2 separate regions of the Homo sapiens genome follow, and region 2 is linked to region 1. The links are chromatin loops, found by intact Hi-C in ENCODE. Cell type or tissue: PC-9. All regions are shown on one strand. Links, peaks and the distances in the headings refer to the core of each region. The heading gives the core; the rest is flanking DNA. Region 1 holds the start of LINC02732 (long intergenic non-protein coding RNA 2732). Region 2 overlaps RDX (radixin).

What was found. A loop is a pair of places that touch in the nucleus more often than their neighbours do. Peaks named below come from ENCODE experiments on the same cell type or tissue, not always from the same donor. Only the 100,000 strongest peaks of a DNase experiment are listed, where the experiment ranks them.
Region 2: a loop joins it to region 1, with 5 times the contacts of the local background. A loop is called at or near these places in 2 of 110 quality-filtered maps.

Annotation. Positions count from the first base shown.
Region 1 is chr11:110,352,100-110,362,856 of GRCh38, forward strand. It overlaps LINC02732 (long intergenic non-protein coding RNA 2732), which reads left to right and starts at 3,015. Exons shown (of 4, transcript NR_135100.2): 1 at 3,015-3,419. In PC-9, for the core only: no CTCF peak of the experiment used is centred there; DNase peaks (open chromatin) are centred at 4,842, 5,422 and 5,792; H3K4me3 peaks cover 428 bases; H3K27ac peaks cover 2,869 bases.
Region 2 is chr11:110,246,614-110,257,370 of GRCh38, forward strand. It overlaps RDX (radixin), which reads right to left. Exons shown (of 14, transcript NM_002906.4): 8 at 8,676-8,772; 9 at 7,333-7,496; 10 at 1,090-1,220. Among named protein-coding and RNA genes, the nearest start is that of RDX, 45 kb to the right of the region's middle. In PC-9, for the core only: a CTCF peak has its summit at 2,688 (motif pointing left); a DNase peak (open chromatin) is centred at 5,468; H3K27ac peaks cover 3,602 bases.

The DNA.
Region 1 (10,757 bases), core at 1,159-9,158:
GCCAGACTGGGGCAGTGAAAATACTTGTTACCCACAGTTGCAGATATGAAGAATTTATGAACGAGAATGTTAGATCAGAGAGAATGCACAGAGTAAAAAAGAAGCATGTCCACCCAGGTAATCACAGAAAGAAGAGTCTCTAACCAGTATCAGGAGCTGGAATAGAAAGCCAAGGGATTGAAGACCAGAGAATATTGAATAGAGCCAAAATAGCTGCAGCCAAAAGCTGAGCTTTTATATATTATCATAGATCCATGACATGGGCAGCCTGAATTTATTTAAATGTCCTAGGATGTCCAGACATAATGGAGAATGAGGTAGGTATAAGTGTTAGGAGGCTATTGCACCTAAGTGAGAATTATTAAAAGAGTAGGGGGCTGGGCACAGTGACTGTAATTTCAAAATTTTGGGAGGCCAAGCAGAAGGATTGCTTAAGCTCAGGAGTTCAAGACCAGCCTGGGCAACAAAGTGAGACCACGTCTCTACAAAAAAATACAAAAAGTATGGCCAGGTGTGGCGGCATGTCCCTGTAATCCTAGCACTTTGGGAGGCCAAGGCGGGCAGATTGCCTGAGGTCAGGAGTTTGAGACCAGCCTGGGCAACATGGTGAAATCCCGTCTCTACTAAAATACAAAAAAAATTAGCAGGTGTGGCGGTGTGCATCCGTAGTCCCAGCTACTCTGGAGGCTGAGCAGGAGAATAGCTTGAACTGGGGAGGTGGAGGTTGCAATGAGCCGAGATTGCACCATTGCACTCCAGCCTGGGTGAGAGAATGGTACTCTGTCTCCAAAACAAAACAAAACAAAAAACAAAAAAACCCCACAAAAATTAGCCAAGCATGGTGGCATGTGCCTGTAGTTCCAGCCACATGGGAGGCTGAGGTGGGAGGTTCACCTGAGCTCAGGAGTTTGAGGCTGCAGTGAGCCAAATTCACACCATCACACTCCCGCCTGGACAGCATCACACTCCAGGCTTGTCTCTAAAATAAAAACATAAATAAATAAATAAAGAGTAAAAAGCGTAGCAGTTGCCGTGGGACCAGAGAGACCAGAAACATTCCAAAGCAATTTCAGAAATATAATTAATAGGAATGATGCCTGCATAGCCAAAAGTCATGAATTCTAGTTAGTTGAGGCAAAGAAGGTACAGATAAAAAAATTCAAATGTTAAGATCCAGTCTTTAAATATTGTGAAAATTTGGGATAGTACAATAATTACTTTCATGGATTATTTTAAACATTGTTTAAAATGCATTGTAGTTATTGTCCATGACAACTTTGTAAGATATCCTTTAGAATTACCTCCATTTTAACCAGGTGCGGTGGCTCACACCTGTAATCCCAGCACTTTGGGAGGCCGAGGCATGAAGATTGCTTGAGCTCAGGAGTTCGAGATTGGCCTGGGAAACTTTGCAAGACCTGTCTCTACTGAAAACGAAAAAACAAAAAAAACAGCCAGGCATGCTAGCACATGCCTGTAGTCCCAGCTACTTGGGAGGCTGAGGTGGGAGGATCGCTTGAGCCTGGGAGATTGAGGCCACATTGAACTGTCATCACCACCACTGCACTCCAACCTGGGTGACAGAGTGGGATCCTGTCTCAAACAAGCAAACAAAAAATAAGAATTACCTCCATTTTAACAACCCTGAGAGTGATTTACCCAGGGTCACATAGCAGCTTGGAGGCATGGCTGTGTAAAAGAAGTTGGGGCTTTTAATCTCTGTATTAGTTAGGATTCTCGAGAGGAACAAAACTAATAAGATAGATAGATAAACAGATGATAGATGATTGATTGATAGATAGATAGATAGATAGATAGATAGATAGATAGATAGATGATAGGAGATGTATTATGGGAATAGGCTTACAGAATTATGGAGGCTGAGAAGCCTCACAATATGTCATCTGCAAGCTGGAGAACCAGGGAAGCTAGTGATTTAATTCAGTGAGTCTGAAGGCCTGAGAACCAGGAGCTCCTATGTCTTACAGCATCAGGAGATGGTTGGCTCAACTCAAGCAGACAGTGAATTCACCTTTCCTCTGCCTTTTTGTTCTATCTGTGCCCTCAACAGACTGGATGAAAATAGATCTTCTTTACTCAGTCTACTAATTCAAATGCTGATTTCCTCCAGAAATGCCCTCACAGACACACCCAGAAATAATGTTTTACCAGCTATCTGGGCATCCTTTAGCTCAGTCAAGTTGACACATAAAATTAATCATTACGGGCTGGGCACAGTGGCTCACCCCTGTAATCCTAGCACTTTGGGAGGCTGAGGTGGGGGAATTGCTTGGGCCCAGGAGTTTGAGACCAGCCTGGGCAACATGGCAAAACCCCATCTCTGCAAAAAATACAAAAATTAGCCAGGTGCAGTGGCTCATGCCTGTAGTCCCAGCTACTCTGGAGGCTGAAGTGATAGGATCCATTGAGCCAGGGACATCGAGGCTGCAGTGAGCCGTGATTACACCACTGCACTCCAAATTGGGTGACAGAATCAGACTGGGTGACCGAATCAGTCTTTCATGGTCCAAACCCAACTCATTCTCTCTCTCTCTTTCTCTGTTGCTCTCTCTTTCCCTGACACAGATATTCACTTAGCATTTAAACGTGACTTCTGAGACTAAAGTGAAAGAGATTTGTCAGTTATCAATATGTTCTGATATTTTTCTGATATAGATAGTTTGATAAATAGATAAATGTATAAATATTGTTCAAGTGCTTTTGGAGCTAGTGAGTTGGCTGCATTGTTATGTCTGTTTCGGGAACTCTAGAATGATATGTAAAACCCTCTTCCCTCCCTTCTTTACTTTCTTCCTTCCTTCCTTCCTTCCTTCCTTCCTTCCTTCCTTCCTTCCTTCCTTCCTTTTATCCACATTTTTTTCAGCAAACATTTAAGAGTGCTAACGATGTGTCAGCTTATGCTTGGCTCCAAGAGATTCAAAAATAAAAATGTCAAGGTCTCCTAATCTCTAGGATAGGGAGAGTCAAATTTGCATGAGGACTTTTGAGAAAAATCAAGGATGCCTGAGGGGATTTGAGTCCTACAGGCTCAGCACTTATGAAAAAGGATAAAGTCCTTCCCAGCCTGGCAGGAGAAGGAAAAGCCTGTGGTGGGGGAAGGGAGTGAAGGCGTGTGCCTCCTCATGGAACACAGGGTCGGAGTCGGCTAGGAGGGATAAGAGTACAATAGAGGGTTGTGTGACACAGACAGGCTGCCAGCCCTCAGCATGGACCCGGCACATGGAATCTGTGATCTTAAAAGAGTCAAGTGACTACCTTTGGCAACCAAAAGAGACACTGCCTTTTAGAAGGCATATCATCTGAAACTGGCTGAAAGAGCTGTCTTACTTAGGAAGAAAAATCTCTCCTTTGGAAAGAGCTGGAACTTTTAGTAAAACTGAACAGTGAGGTGGCGGAAGGTGAGTTAATGTAGTGCTGGGTAGGGAGGTCGTGTGGGCAGGTGTAAAGAGCAGAGCCAGAAGACGTGGGTTTCAATTTTGCCTCCACATACTAGCTGAGCAGTCTTGAGCAAATAATTGCTATAATTGTTTCTGGGCTGTAAAATACCAAGTGAGAACAATGACTGGTCTCATTTATAGAATTATATGAATTACTTTTTAATTCTCATAACCAACTTATGAAATAATTCTCATTACTATTCCCTTTATTTATTTATTTAGAGACAGAGTCTCACTCTGTCACCCAGGCTAGAGTGCACACCTCACTGCAACCTCAACCTCCTGGGCTCAAGAGATCCTCCTGCCTGAGCGTCTCCCCCTCCCTACTCCCCAGTAGCTGGGATGTTAGGTGTGTGCCACCCACTCTTGGCTAATTTTAAATTTTTTTTAGAGTTGGGGGTCTCACTATGTTGCCCAGGCTGGTCTCGAACTCCTGGGCTCAAATGGTCCTCTGGCCTCAGCCTGCCAAAGTCCTGGGATTATAGGCATGAGCCACCACGCCCAGCCTACTATTCCCTTTATATATTGAGGACACTGAGGCTTCAGGAGGTTGAATATATTTTCAAAATTTACATAGCTAGTAAATGGCAGAGCTAGAATTGAACCCATGTTTGTTTGATTTTAAACACTGTGTTCTTTGCCATTTACATTCTTCTGCCCCGCTTCTAAGGATCTGTATTAGGGACTAAATTAAACCAAGTTATACTAAAATGTTGGTAATTAATTTGACTATTAAATGCCTAATTGTTCTAGTACTTAATCTTAGTTTCAGCCAGGCACAGTGGCTCACGCCTGTAATCCCAGCACTTTGGGAGGCCGAGGTGGGTAGATCACTTGAGGTCAGGAGTTCGAGACCAGCCTGGCTAACATGATGAAAACCCTGTCTCTACTAAAAATACAAAAGTTAGCCAGGCGTGGTGGTGGGTGCCTGTAGTCCCAGCTACTCGGGAGGCTGAGGCAGGAGAATCGCTTGAACCCAGGAGGCGGAGGTTGCAGTGAGCCGAGATCACACCACTGCACTCCAGCCTGGGCAACAGAGCGAGACTCCATCCCCCACAAAAAAAAAAAAAATCTTAGTTTCATTTAAAGAATAGATATGAGTGTGTATATTATTTTTTCAAGTGTTATTACTTTTTAATTTAAAAAGTTTTTCCTTTATTTTTACATTTTTGTTGTGTAATTCCTTTTTGAGGAAAGAAAAATCTTTTGAAAGTTATAAAAATGGTTAGAATGATTAGTGTAATCTTGTCAGGGCAGTATACACCTCAATTAACTAAGCTTATCCACAAATGGCCATTATTTTCTTGCTTCAGCAGTGACGTAGGAAAGGTCTGTATGCCTGGGAATGTGGAGATCTAGGTTTTAATCTAAGATCTGAGTTCATTGTCCTGTATTTATCTAAGGCCAGTCACCCTCTTTCGGCTGCTATTGCTTCATGTTTAAAACAAGGGGATTAGATGAAATGATTGGCAAAGTCCCTTGCAGCATTAATAGCCTATGAGTCTATAAAATTTTAGAAACAGACATAATTCAGAAGGATATAATTTTAAATCAATTTGTGTCACAACAGTAATAATAAACATAGTGGCTCTAAGCAAGTAACAGACTGAGAGAAAGAAACTATGAATTAGATAAGTTTGACTAGATAAGGTCTAAGTTCTTTCCAACTTTGAAATCCATGATCACATATTACAACACTGTAATTTTATAGTAGTTTGTAGGGTTTCAAAGAACTTTCATTCGATTTATCCTCTCTGATCCTCACAGGGACAATATGAAGCGGTGAGAAGAGTTGTTTTATCCACACTCTACAAATGAAGGAACTAAAGATTAAGTGGGTGGCATTGGGTCACTTGGCTAGTTGGGGACACAGCTGGGACAGCAAGGCTTTCTGACTCACACCCTGCCCTCTATGCCATAGCATTCCTGGGCTCAATAAACAGTAACTGTGAAAGAAGGTCGCCTCACACAAAACTACATTTTATTCTAGTTTGACAGATGAGTAATCCTCAGTGATAAATTCCTTTTCTGAAAAGTCTCAAAGTCCCTTGGGCAGTTTTGAGTCATTTGTAATGTCAAAAAGTTTAGGACAGACAGTATTTGCAACTTTCCTCAAATCCAAAAATCAGAAAAGCTGGGGAGAGGTTTTTACTTTTTCTTTCTTTCTCTTTTTTCTTTTTTTTTTGTAGACTAAGTCACAAGAAGGAAGGGTTTTACTTTTTCTTTTCAACTTAAAAAAGAGAGTAATTAATATCCTAAATTCTCTTTGTCCTAAGACACCTTTCCTAAGAACCATGAGCTTTTAGCTAAGTATGGAGGACGTTTAGTAGCCATGACTAAGCAACTCATCTTTCAGTTACAGAATAGCCTATGTTGGCCGGGCGCAGTGGCTCACCCTCCGTAATCTCAGCACTTTGGGAGGCCGAGGTGGGTGAATCACCTGAGGTCAGGAGTTCGAGACTAGCCTGGCCAACATGGTGAAACCCCGTCTCTACTAAAAATACAAAAATTAGCTGGGCATGGTGGTGGGCTCCTGTAGTCCCAGCTACATGGGAGGCTGAGTCAGGAGAATCACTTGAACCCAAGAGTTGGAGGTCGCAGTGAGCCGAGATGGTGCCATTGCACTCCAGCCTGGGTGATGAGCAAAACTCCCTCTCAATAAATAAATAAATAAATATTATTGTTATATTTGTGGAAAAGATAATTTGGCATCTTTTCACTCAATGAAAATATTTATTTAAATACTGTATACAAATCTATATATACTTACATATAATATAAATTTATACGTAAATATATATTATTGTTGTTATTTTATGTTATTTTATAGAAGTTATACATGCACATAATAAGAAAAAATCTTATCAGTAGAAAAAGAAGGGTGTAAAATGAATATGACCTCCATCCATTCCAGCCTAGGCCCATGCTCTAGAAACAAGCACTGTCATCGGCTATTGTTAGATGGTGTGGCGGTTGCCATTATAATTTAAAATTCCATGCTTACAGCTCTGTTTTTCCCTTTGTCAACTTTAGAAAGTACCTACTGACTTCAAAAAAGATGGGAAATTTCTTGTGTTTACACTTCCTCCCAATCTTTCTGTTCTTCTCCATCTCCAATTTGTGTTAGTTGTATTATAAAATTTTTAATTTTTTTTCTTTTTTTTTTTTTTGAGACAGAGTCTCTCTCTGTCACCCAGGCTGGAGTGCAATGGCATGATTTCAGCTCACTGCAAACTCCTCCTCTCTCCCCTGGGTTCAAGTAATTCTCCTGCCTCAGCCTCCTGAGTAGCTGGGATTACAGGAGCGTGCCACTATGCCCGGCTAATTTTTGTATTTTTAGTAGAGACGGAGTTTCACCATGTTGGTCAGGCTGGTCTCGAACCCCTGACCTCGTGATCCGCCCACCTGGGCCTCCCAAAGTGCTGGGATTACAGGCGTGAGCCACCACGCCCAGCCCTAATTTTTCTAAAAATTATATTTAAAATTATTATTTATAACTTTAAATAATGTACCTAAACTTCCATTTCTAAATTTATTTATTTAGACAGAGTCTTTTGATTCCCATTTATATAAGAGAGTCCACCTCTCAATTGTGTGTGTGTGTGTGTGTGTATATTCATGGTTTACTATGTTTACATTCTGCTCTGTAATTATAATTAAGTCTTCTGAGGATTAAAAATGAGAATCCTGAGTGGAAGTGATCCTTCACTCAGCACAGCGGTAGGCACATAGGTTTTCTATAATTGACTCGTATGGATAAACCCCATGTGGAAGAAAAAATAATCTTTTTTTTTTTTTTTGAGACCGAGACTCTCTCTGTAGCCCAGGCTGGAGTGCAGTGGCACGATCTCGGCTCACTGCAAGCTCCGTCTCCCGGGTTCATGCCATTCTCCTGCCTCAGCCTCCCGGGTAGCTGAGACTACAGGCGCCCACCACCATGCCCAGCTAATTTTTTTTGTATTTTTAGTAGAGACGGGGTTTTACTGTGTTAGCCAGGATGGTCTCGATCTCCTGACCTCGTGATCCACCCGCCTTGGCCTCCCAAAGTGCTGTAACTGCAGGCGTGAGCCATCATGCCCAGCCAAAAGTAATCTTATTTAATGGAAATTTTCCAGCTCAGATGAGATTCTTCTAAGCTTCAAGGTCTAATGGATCCTTGCTTCAAGGTCTAATGGATCCTTCCTTCAAGGTCTAATGGGTCCTTCCTTCCTTCTCTCCCTCTCTTCCTCCCTTTGAAGCTTCCTTTCTTTCTTTCCTCCTATTTTCCTTCTCTCCTCCTTCCCTCCCTCCTTTCCTCCCTCCTATTTTCCTTCCCTCCTCCCTCCTACTTTCCTTCCCTCCCTCCCTCCCTCCTACTTTCCTTCTTTGTCTTCTTTTCTGGTTTTCTCCATTTCCTGCGGGTTACATTCAAATGGTATGTTTCTTGTTTTCTTTCTTGGATGGCTTTTAATTTGCTAGTTTTGAACTGGACTCAAGCAATCCTCATGCCTCAACCTCCCAAGTTGCTGGGACTGCAGGTGCACCACCATGCCTGGCTTGTATTTTGTTGGAATACTTTGAATTTTTGTTTTGATTTGTATAAGAAGTAATATTCCGGAATTCCTGTCAGTTTAAATATGTCTTTATTTAGCCCTTACATTTGATTGATAGTTGGACCAGGCTTAGATTTCCAAGATTTATTTTTTTCCCTTCAAAACTTTGAAGGCTGTCTGCCAACAGAATGTAAGATTCATGAAGGCAAGATTTTTGTCTGTTTGATTCACTGATCACTGATGTCTCCCAAAGATATAGAACAATGTGTAGCACACGATACACTCAATATATATTAGTTTTATTAATTAATTATCTTCCAGTGATTAGTATTGCTGAAAAGAAATTGGATGACAATCCAGTTTCTAATTGGCATGTGTAGGCTGCTCTGTGACTGAAGAATTTTCAAATCAGCTTTATACCCTTCAGGAAAAATCCCTTGTGATTGGATGTTTAGTATCTGCCAGAAAACTGGTACTCAAGATGTTGAAGCTACAGTTATTTTATGATAGCACACTTCCCTTGATCTGCTTATTTTTATTCCATCACCATTTACCCCTTTTTTAAAATTTTGTAGCCATTCTTATGATGCTCTTGATTTGTTGGTTACAAAAATCAATTTTATTAAAATCCAAAGATTACAAGTCTTTAGGTATATTTTGTACCAAATTAAATTAGAAGACAAAAATTACGCTTTCATAGTTGCTACAAAGGTAAATAATGGAGAGATTTGGTACAAAGCAACAATATATATATATATAGAGCTAATAAAATTACCTGAGGAGTGTAATGTTTGTTTTTTTTTGTGTATATCTTTGAAATCTATTTTATATATAGACAAAAGAGACTGTGAAATATTTAAGCAATGCAGAATACGTGACCAGACCAGAGCATGTGTAGGAAGACTTTTTGGTGATCATTAACTCTACCCTGAAATGATGGACTACAAGTTATAATGTGTGTTACCTACACTTCAATCAGTAATATTAGCAAATCTCCAAATGTTAGTCACATTGGTTTGTCTCCCTTGTACATTCTTTATTCATGATATTACAGTGCTGTAACTGGGTGGTCCTTTTTAAACAAAACATTATTTGCAAAACAGAGGGTATTATTTGTTTTTAAAGGTTTTGTGAATAAAGACTTCAAAATATTTTCTTATAAAAAAAAGAAATTGGATGACAATCTTATTATTGTTTTCTTTCTTTTTTTTTTTTTTACCTTCTAGGGTTTTCTTCGTATTCTGAATTCTACAATTTTATCAGGATATCTTTTTTTTTTTTTTTTTTGAGACAGAGTCTCTCACTGTCGCCTAGGCTGGAATGTAGTGGCGTGATCTTGGCTCACTGCAACCTCTGCCTCCCGGGTCCAAGTGATTCTCCTGCCTCAGCCTCCTGAGTAGCTGGGATTAGAGGTGTGTGCCACCACACCCGGCTAATTTTTGTATTTTTAGTAGAGACAGGGTTTCACCATGTTGGCCAGGCTGGTCTCGAACACATGACCTTGTGATCTGCCCACCTTGGCCTCCCAAAGTGCTGGGATTACAGGTGTGAACGACTGCGCCCAGCCCTTTTTTTTTTTTAGACAGTCTCGCTCTGTTGCCCAGTTGGGGTGCAGTGGTGCAATGCCAGCTCACCGCAACCTCTACCTCCTGGGTTCAAGCAATTCTCCTGCCTCAGCCTCCTGAGTAGCTGGGATTACAGGATTACAGGATTACAGGTGCATGCTACTGAGTCTGGCCAATGTTTGTATTTTTAGTAGAGATGGGGTTTTGCCACGCTGGCCAGGCTAATCTCGAACTTTTGACCTCGGGTGATCTGCCCATCTTGGCTTCCCAAAGTGCCAGGATTACAGGTGTGAGCCACCACACCTGGCCTTACCAGGATATCTTTAGCTCTGTGTGTGTGTGTGTGTGTGTGTGTGTGTGTGTGTATGTGTGTGATGTGTATGCATATTTTTCCTCCCCTTGCTTAAAAATTGGTGAGATTTCAATCTAAAACCTTTTTTCTTTTCTTTTTTTGAGACCAAGTCTCGCTCTATCACCCAGGCTGGAGTGCAGTGGTGCGATCTCAGCTCACTGCAGCCTCCATCTCCTGGGTTCAAGCGATTCTTGTGCCTCATCCTCCTGAGTAGCTGGAACTATAGGCGTGTGCCACCACACCCAGTTAATTTTTGTGTTTTTAGTAGAGATGAGGTGTTGCCATGTTGGCCAGGCTGGTCTCGAACTCCTGGCCTCAAGTGATCTGCCCACCTCGGTGTCCCAAAGTTCTGGGATTACAGGCGAGAGACACCATGCCTGGTCCTAAAAACTCTTTAGCACAGGAAAATTTTATTTTCTGGATTATTTATTTTTCTCCACAGTCCTAAATACATTCTAAAACCACATTTTTATAGGTATTAGATTTCTCAGAGTTAACTTCTACATATTTTAATTTTCTCTCATATTTTCTGTCATTTTACTTTATCTTTCAGGTAATCAAATTGATCTTCGGTTGTGTCTGTATTATTGTTTAGTCATCCCTTTGAAACGTTTATTTTTAGTTCCTAATAACTCTTTTGTGTTCTCTGATTGCTACTTGTCATAGCAAACTGTAATTAAGATTGTAGTACGCTATAAATTCCTGATTATCCTAATTAGCATTGTTACTAGTATTGTTTTAAATACTAATTTTATTAATTTGTTAATTTAGGTGTTTGGAATATGATTGATTTCGTGTGTGTGTTAATTAGGTTTTTTTTTTTTTTAATTATTTTCCCCTGCTTGGATTA
Region 2 (10,757 bases), core at 1,612-9,611, 110 kb before region 1:
AAAATACAAAAATTAGCTGGGCCTGGTGGAGTACGCCTGTAATCCCAGCTACTTGGGAGGCTCAGGCAGGAGAATAGCTTGAGCTGAGATCATGCCACTGTACTCCAGCACAGATGACAAAGTAAGACTGTGTCTCAAAAAAAAAAAAAAAGCTCCGATTTTGGATTTTCAGATTTGAAATGCTCAATAGGACAATGCAAACATCCCAAAATCGGAATATTTCTGTTCCCAAGCATTTTCAACAAGGGATATTCAACCTGTGTTGGCTATTTCCAACAGAACTGAATAGCTTGTTTTACCAATTGTAAGAAAGCAGATTATTAAATAGAGCTTTTATAAAGAGTGTAGACTTCATGTTACCCCTGAGAGCCTGCTGCTTAGAGAGGAGAAAAACATTTTATTGATGCAATACTTTTTTTTTCTTGCTTTCTCCACTATTCGCTGAGTGAAAGTGGTATATCCTAAAGTTACTTAATATAAACCACATATTATAAATCTAGTATATCCTTTCTATATACAGTAGCACTTTGGTTATATATTGCCTAAGAAGTAAGTTCTTCCAAACACATTACCAAAAACAAACAAAAAACGTTATAACACGTCTATGTGTTGTGTATTTTCTAGTAGAATAAAGTAAAATATTTTTAGGAATTGAGTTCCAAAAAAGTTCATATAGTCAGAATAGCTTAAATTACTTTAATTACTTAAATGCCTTACTTATACAGCCATAAAGCATTGCATACTTTTCTTTAAATGCCATAATGTATTGCATATGTGTTTTTTGTTTATAAAGCCCATATATACATTTACAATTATTTAAGAATACATATGAAAAATATTTGCATGTTTAAAACAAAAAACTAAAAAAAGAAAAATATCTGCATGTTTAAGAGAAACATCAGCACTGTATAAATGAATGTGCCTTAGTGAAACATGTTTATGATGTGATTCCACTAAGTATTAATTTGCCAATTAAATATACAATTGTCCTATATAACAAATAAGGTTTAAGAGTACTAAAAAAAATACCACTATCTGACAACAGAGCAATAATAATTTTTAATCCATTTTCAAAAAAGAAACTTTTACCTTTCTGAGCTTTAATTGTCTGCTCTTCAATTTGTTTTAGACGTTCCATTAGCTCTTCCTTTTCACGTTCTATTCTTTCCTTTTCCTTTTCTGCTATTTCTCTTTTCTTCTTTTCATTCTCTAATTGTGCCCTTAAAAGGAATTGCAATTGCTGTTACAAATTAATACACAAAAATATTATTCATGTGATGGAATACTACTCTGCCATAAAAAGTAACAAAATAATGTCTTTTGCAGCAACTTGGATGAAGCTGGAGGCCATGATTCTAAGTGAAGTAACTCAGAACATACAAATGCCATATGTTCTCACTTATAAGTGGGAGCTAAGCTATGAGGATGCAAAGACAGAGTAATATAATCGACTTTGGTGACTTGAGAAGCAATGGTTGGGAATGGGGTGAGGGACAAAAGACCACATATTGGGTATAGTGTACATTGCTCGAGTGACAGGTGCACTAAAATCTCAGAATACACAATGATAGAACCCATTCATGTAAACAAAAACCACCTATATTCCAAAAACTACTGAAATAAAATAATAATAATTGGAAATAGTATTCATGTGAAACCTAAGAACTGAATCAACTAAGAAGAAATGACAACATAAATATTTTAACAGGGTTTTCATTGTATTACACTTGTGTTCAAAATAGCATATGTAGTTAAAAGTACAGGACTATGACATACATACACTCATGTACGTACATACATGTGCTGGGTTCCAATGTATTACTTATTGTGGGTTCACAATAAAGACCACTGAGACTATTTTTAAAAAATATTAAAAACTTAGACATTTAGGAACATCCTCAAAGGATGAGTTTACAAAACTGCTAGTAAAGTATAACTGTCAAATATATATTCCTGCATATAGAACATGCTTATAAGGCACACTTTAATGGGGGAAAAATCAGATTTACCATTTGCATACGGGATGAACTCTGACAACAAATTAAATGTCAGCACCAAAAGAGTTAACCACACAGTTGCCATGCCCCAAGAAAATATCTTCTTTAGATTAACCGGAGACCTCCACTGGGGAAATAATAAAGGACTGAAGGGAGCAAACAAAGGCATGTATCTTAAATAAAAGGGAGGGCAACAATTTTCAATCATTAAAAATGAATTAATCCAAGTTTAATTTCTTGGGTAGTACCCATTTATGCCTAGATACAAGACAACAAATCAATTTCACCTCCCTTCACAATTCCATTAGAATGACAGTAGGTGGCTAATGATCTTAAAAAATATCATCAGAGCTCAGTGGGAAAAAATGCCTTGATCATTTAGCTGCACCTGCCATGGGCCTGATGAGAGTGTTTCTTTTAAATACTGCCAAATTCATTCACCAAACATCTACCAAGAGCCTACCATGGGTCAGAATCTATGTTAGGGGCAAAAATATAAAGAGGAATAAAAGTCACATGGGGAAACTCTTATTATCAGACAATATTGTTTACTTAAGTTGAATCAATATTCAAATCACTACTTTAATAACTTAAAAATCAGTTATGATTTCATCTCTGAAATTTATCTGAGTATGCTTTAATGTTCCACAAAAAGAGCACTGCCACCTACTGTCAATTCTGAATTTCAAGCACAAAACCCTGTAGTTTCTCAACTTGCAGTCTCTGATAAACTTATCAGAAAAGTTTTGCTATCAAAAATTTCGCCCTTATTTATAAACCTACATTTTAAAATTCCTGCAGCTCCTAGATACCCATTTGCCCCTAAAACAGAAAGAGAGCTTACCTTTGGGGCAAACAGGTAGAGGTGTCACAAGTCAGCAAGAGGTCAAACACTGATGGTGACCTCCTAGTGCATGCACTAAGCTAAAACATAACGGGTCACCACACCTTGCTGCTGGTTTAATGAATCCTTCCACCATTTAATAATCTAGAGAGGCTGGGCATGGTGGCTCACCACATTGTGAGGCAAAGGCGGGAAGACTACCTGAGGTTAGGAGTCCAAGACCAGGGCAACATAGCGAGACCTCATCTCTTCTAAAAATAAGAATAAAAAATTAGCCGGGCATGGTGTGTGTACCCATAGTCCTGGTTACTCAGGAGGCTAAGGTGCGAGGATCACTTGTGTCCAGGAGGTCAATGTTGCAGTTAGCTATGATCGTGCCACTGTGCCCCAGCCTGGCAGGCAACTGAGCAAGACCCTGTCAAATAGAAAACAAAAAAACTAGGGCCTGGTGGTCATTCATGTAAGGGAAGCTCCATCTCTGTTCTGGAGTTCCCTATGCCTACGAGGTACTTTCGCAACAGCAAGGAGGAAGAGCCAGTAACTATTCCTAACCCCAGTATTTGGGCTCACTCTGCAGGACATTCACCTCTTTCTCTTTATCCTATTTCAATTTATAAAGCATATACAGGCAGAGAGATTTAAGGAGATACAAGCTTCCACACTTCTAGAAGACGTGAGTTTAAGGGAAAGTTTGTGTTTCCCAATCTCTCCGGGCAAAAGAAAGGCCTGGTGGCCCCCACAGTGGCTGCTGACCTTTCTGTGTTCTTTAGATAGCTGAAACATCACGCTTTGTGTGAAAGCAAAAGAAGCAAAAGCACAGTACTTTTCAAGTAATTGCTAGTAAGGCCAAAAGCTATTCTTGTCCATGCCAGGTTGTCTGCCACCCTAGGATGTTGATTAGACTACCCAATCACTCCCCAGCCTCTATGCAATCACATCCAGTTCTGCCACAGTTCCCAAGCCAACTACCTCCCTCCCTCCTTTCCCAAGGTCCCAAGACAATTCTCGAGGACTTACACTGCAAACCAGATCTCAACCAGAAGTCTACCATCATATTCCACCAACTAAGAGCCTTTCAGACCCAGCTCTGGCATATATGGCCCTTTCTGCAGATGGATGTGCTGGTTTTATTTAGCTTTTCCCTATTGATGTTTCATTTGTTCTTCAGGGATGGAGGTGAAGGAGATATGGAAGCAGAAAAAAAGAATCAAGATAATCTGGCCATATGCAAGTTGGGAGGGGGTGGGGAATGGTCTTCCTACTGAAAAATGGAATAAGTATACAGCAGATATTTAAACTGATTATAATATTTAAAACATGTTGTAGTTTACTGTACTCTGTGAGGCTCGTATCTCACATTTTATAAGAATCCTACCCTGACAATAGCCATCTCCAGCCAACACTTCATTCAAATAATACAAATGCCTTCAGCCCTTTACATTACTCAGTGATATCTAGTTTTTGTAGGCCTGTCTTGTCTCCTTTATGAAACCAGATCTTGCTGCTCCCCTAAATGCTGTTCATTTTAGAGGACCTCACTGGCCCATAGGCACACCACACATATTTTTATCTCTACATATTCATCTATGTTGGCTTCTTCTTCTGAACGTATCTCTTGCTCTCTCTAACCTTCAAGCTTCAGTCCCACTTTCCTCATGAAGTCTTTTGTGATTACTGTAACAATAGATGCAGATATTTTTATTTGGAGTTTGGGTTTGAAAACACTCATTTCAATGCAGTTGTTCTATTTCAAGGACATAAATCACATTAATAAACTATTATTCCTTGTATTAATATGCAAAAAATTACTTTAGAATATCTTACTTTTTAAAGATCAAATGGGTCTAATTACACTTTTCTTCCATGAATATTAAAAACATATCCAACTTAGTTTATAATAATATTAGGAATTATTATAATGGCTATTTTTTATTAAGTACCGGGTACTTTGCTAAATGCCTGTATACCACTGTCATGATTTCTTACAAAAACGCTTGAAGGTAAGAATATTATTTTCATAGTAAGAGCAAGGAAACACAGGCTCAAAATTATCTGTTCGATTGAGTGTTAGAAGAGGAGTCAAGCCCAGATTTATCTAGTTCCAAAGCCTGTGTTCTTTGTATGACACTAGCCAGCCTTGGTGCAGAATCTCCCACAGCTAACCTACAATTGGTACATAGGTATGTAACTCTAAACTGTAAACTTGGGGCTTTCAGTTTTCACATGTGGAAACAATTTTAGCCATACAAAAACGTGCAAAAATTATCAGTCATAATTCAATTTGGATGCCAATAATTTAAGAGCTTCAAAAACTACATGGAATAACCACTCATAGTGTATAAGGTCATTTTCATTGCCAAAAAACCCCTAGGTTATAAAAATTATAGGGAGTAAATATAGCCAAATATACCAAAGTATTGTAGGGAAAGAGGTCTCTTTGCTACTCTTTCCCAACTACTGTTCTTGCCCAAGAGAGTCTAGCAGCACAGGCAGCATACCTCTGGGCATTCTCCCAGGTATATCTGCTGGCTACTTTGCCAATGGGCTTAATCAAAATTGTTTCCACACATACAGCTGCCATTTCTCTCTCTCTGACCTGTAAAGCAGGGAATAAATGACTCAGCATGCCATTTCTGAAAGACTGCCAATTCCTAGGTGACTAGAATAATATATCTCCTAGGCATTCAAACTGAATAAAAGTTACTGAATTCCAACTGAGTATAAAGCAGTCAATAAATGCTTACTAATGAAGAGCTCTAACATTTATCCAGGAGAACTACGGATTATTGTGCCAAAAAAGAAACTTAAGTCTTCCACTTCCATCTAAGCCTTAGAGTAACTAAAATATAGCACCATTACCAAATGATACTAAGTAAACATACTACCTGTACTAGAAGCAATACAGTATTTCTCTATAAGCCATGAAATAAAGGATATATAGATAAATATAGTAAGTTGAGAATGTAAATAATATATCAACATTATGAATGAGCAGAACAGTTAGGCATACTATAGAGTGATGAGTATGAGATACAGGAACTGTATATAAAATAATTCCTCATTTATCTCATGCTAGAAAACCTTTAAGAGACAGTGAAATCTTTAAGACGATTTAAAAAAATTAAGTGGAAACTAAAAGAAGTCTTCCCTTTGACAGAGGGAAATGCAAGGCTATGTGTATAAGAATGTACTGTATAGAAAGTAAAGCCCAATAAAGAGTATTTTTAAAAAGCATTTAAGATTAGAACCACAATGTAATGCTACAGCACATGAGCACAATAAAAAAGGACATAGCCCATCAAAGTAACAATCCAACTCATTACTCTTTTTTTTATTTTTATTTTTAAGAGAAAGGGTTTTACTACACTGCATGTTGCCTGTTGCCCTGATTGTCTTCAAACTCCTGTACTCAAGCAATCCTCCTGCCTCAGCCTCCCAAGTAGCTGAGACTACAGGCACATGCCACCATCCTCAGCTCACCAACTCAGTATCTTTAATGATGGGATTAGTAATTACTGACAAGCTTCAAACCCATATAAAAAATGTTTTGTTATGTGGTTAACTTCTCTAAGGAAGATAATTTGAGTTAATATGACAAAATAGGTAAAAATCAATAAAATCTCTTACACAGAACAGTTGTTGAATAAGAAAAAAAATCATTCAATATAAAACCTAAAACTATAGTAGCAAAATGGTATCTAGCAGATGGCTTCCTTCTAGATACAAAGTACCTTATATCCAATATTTAAAATACATATGTTTAGGGCTCTTCAAATTTTTTTTAAGGACTTACTCTATTTCTTAGACTATCACGTTGTTCCATAAAGATTTATTCAATAAAGGTTAACTTTAGTTTGGTCTCTAAATTTTTTCAAGTAAAGCACAAAGTTGAAATTAATCTAAAACCAGATTTGGAAATTAATGTCACTGGACCCAGTAATCTGATTCCAGGGTTGATATAAATTTTATTCACTACCATTCAATTTTAAAAATTATCAATTTAATATATTTAACAGTTTCTTTTTTAAGTCTAAGAGAAACAGAGTTAAAAAGATTAGGGTCTTTGGCAGGGAGTACTGATGTTACCCTACTTGGCACAGTGACGTTTCAGTTGTGTTCTACAATGTCACTGACATTGTTTCAAAGTTAAATATTCAGCACATTCTTACCCTGAAAAAATTAAGAAATATAAGTCACAAGCAAAACAATTTTGAAAGTTTCAAACTACTATATCTAAAACAATGTCTATCAGTGAAAAGCAAGAAATGAGTCACAAAAAGCTATTTTCTTCGAGATATGTGTCAAAGATTTCTAACTTGAAAATTATACATACTCGTTTTAAAGGACAGAGTGATAATACTGTCTTTGAATTTTAATATAATGAAAATATTAATAAATACAAATTTAAGGTACATTTAAAAAACTGAGCAGTCTTAAATTTTAGATAGCCTACTCCTATCAATTAAAAGTGAAAGGTCATAAACCCCATACCTTTCCAACTGCTTCTGATGTTTCTCCTCCCTAGCCTGAGCCTTCATCTGTTGTACTTCAATAGTATCAGGCTTCCTTCTTCGCATGTATAGTTCATGGTTTCCCATACATAAGGCCAAAATCCGCTTATTGATTCTCAGACGAGGTGCATAAAACACAAAATCCTAAACATAAAGTATTCTGAATTTAAAATCTTCCTCAAGGATACTGTCTCTCATAACAATCTGTACTAAATTTTAACATGAGGTATGAATTTTAATGTCATATTACATATAGTTTAGAAATAAGAAATCATACAATTTCATAACTCCCAGTGAGCATGACATACTTTCACATAACTGGTTCCTCACCTTTTCATATCCAACCAGTTTTGTAAAGAGGCTAATATTCTTATCCTTGCAATACATTAAATGTCATTTATTCCTTTTTGTTCTCGAAAGTAACTATGAGCACCTGTTCCTTATACACCATTTGCCATTAATGTCAAAATTGGTTCTTCGTTCATGGCTGTAGAGTTTTTTTTAACCTAGAATTGTTCTTTTTTTTTTTTGAGACGGAGTCTTGCTGTCATCCAGGCTGGAGTGCAGTGGTGCCATCTCAGTGCACTCCAACCTCTGCCTCCCGGGTTCAAGAAATTCTCATGTCTCAGCCTCCCTAGTAGCTGGGATTACAGGCATGCACCACCACATCTGACTAATATTTGTATTTTCAGTAGAGATGAAGTTTCACCACGTTGGCCAGGCTGGTCTTGAACTCCTCATCTCAGGTGATCTGCTCCTCTCGAGCCTCCCAAAGTGCTGGGATTATGGTCCTGAACCATTGCACCCAGCCTGTTCTTCTTACTTTTACCTTTTCAGTAACTAACAGGGTTAGGATACTAGAGTATACTTGACATTAGAGGAACTTTAAAAATCTATTTAAATAAAAAGATTTCTTAAGTTCAAGGCTTCAAGTTACAAAAATACAAAGTTCATAAAGCAAAACTGTATAAACGAAGTTAATTTAGAATAGGGCTACCTCTACTACATTCTAGCCACCAATGAAGAAACACTTTAAAATTGCTTCTTAGGAATGGTGTTTTCATTAGCCTCCTAATAAATATTATCTATTTATAACTGAATCTCAAATAAAATAAAATTCTAATATTTACATCTTACTTTAAAAAATTAAATCTTTGGATTTTTATTAACATATTATTTCATCACTGGGAAAGCTGACCTATGGAAAGAGAATGGTCCTCAGAAGCAATTTAATAAATGAACACTGTTATTCTTCAAGTGATATCATGGGAAACTAGCAGATATTAAACAGTTAATACACAAAATATTAAAGAAATTACTTACAGGTGCCTTTTTGTCGATTGGCTTTATAACAAATTTTTTGTCATTAAATGAAATATTTCTGATTTCACTCCAGGGAAAACCAATTTTAGGTGTTAACCTTAAAAAATGAAAGCATCTCCTTAATTAAAGGCAGGAAACAATGAATAAAATTCCTGTTTAGGACCTAAACTGACTGAATGACCAATCTTAAGAGTTCCAGATTTTCAAAATGTATTAACTTATTCATAACTACAGTTGACCTTATCTTTTAAGGGGAAAACTGATAAATCATATAAAACAAACAACTGTCCAAAGATTTCATAAATGTGTCATGAACCTTAAAAGCAGTGTATTTTCCTAAAATTATCTAAAAAAACTACCTGGTGACCCAAGTGTAGAACTGAGCCTCCTGGGGTTTGAACTAGCTGTTCAGTTTTTATTGTTTGGATTCAAGCTACAACTACAGTTTAAATATGTGTAAGAAGTGGGAAGAAAAAAAAAGGCCTTTATAACTTCTCATGTGAATTACGGGCAAGTTACTGCAAATAAAAAAACAGTACTTCCTTCCTGTGTTTAATTTGAAAATGTCTGGATATTCACGAATATACTAAAAATACTTAATTTTCAGTATATTTTGAAAGAATCTTATGGTATATGAATTATATCTCAAAAATTTTAAACACTCACATACATAAATATTTGGATAAATGATAGAGATGGAATTCAAACTCTTGAGACTATACACAGCAGTTGACTCCGTTTTACCACCCTACACACAAAGATATAGGGAATCATATTGGAATAAGTGATTTTGTTTCTGCCTTTTCATGTATTTTACTGTTTCAGACTACCTATCAAATGCATCACTATTGTCCTATTGTCCTAATAACTAAGACTGAGAAATGATTTTGACACCTATACTGGCCAGAAGACATCTTTTAGCCAGGCTTCTGACAACACAGCATGAATTTTTACCTATTTATATTCCTTTTAGTTCTCAAGCAGAGTAGGTACTGCAGCACAGCAGAGTCTTTTCTACATAAAACATTCTTTACTCAATAAGCATATTAGAGGACCCTCTAATGGCCCCTGATATAAGTCAAAGTAACATGCTTAAAACGGAGACTGCAGGAATGCAACATAGTATTTTAGAGAACACTATGCTACGTTTATATGCTACTTTGAAAAATTCTAAAGCAATTGCCTCATATAATTCTCATAACACTCTTGTGAGGTAAGCCTGGAAGCTAATACAATAACTTTTTTAACATTTAAAAAAATTGCTCCAATATGTGCCAGAACCACCACCACCAAAAAAATTAAGAAGCCAGGCACAGTGGCTCACGCCTGTAATCTCAGCACTGGAGAAAGCAGAGGCGCAAGAATTGCTAGAGGCCAGGAGTTCAAGACCAGCCTGGGCAACATAGCAAGATCCCATTCTCTAAAACAAAAGAAAAAGATTCAGTTTACAAAAATTAGTCTTGAAGTCATTTTTGCTTTTCAAAAATTTCTCTTCTAAATGATATAACCTTCTAACTTGCTTTGTAATAAAAACATGAGAAGATATTAGGGTAAAAATAGTAAAATGCTCTTGTTTGGAATCACATATGCTTTGAAATTAGTATTTTATTAGATATCTGTAGTAATAAAAATTAAAATTCTGGAGCCAACCTAGAATAAAGAATAATGCCTTAGGAAAAGGCATTAATTACTGGCATAGACTTGCATGCTTATGTGGTATGGTAAATAAATTAAAGTCTAAGACAATTGAGTTATTAATCCTGAAAAGTAAGAGTCTGATGTATTTTATATTGCATGTGTATGTGTATAATATACCGTCTCTATATAGTATTTACCCATGTATTTGTATAGTACATATACATGTATATGTAAATATACATATATTATACATATAATAAAATATTGATGAATTATATATGTATAATAAAAAACTATTTGGTCAATTTCAAGATATAATTACAGTGTTCAATATGTGTAATACAGGGATATTCTATTGTATTAATGTCCAAACATATTTAAAACAATTCCTATATATAAATGTTCAAAAAAATCCTCTAAGATGTGATAGACATATTTATTAAA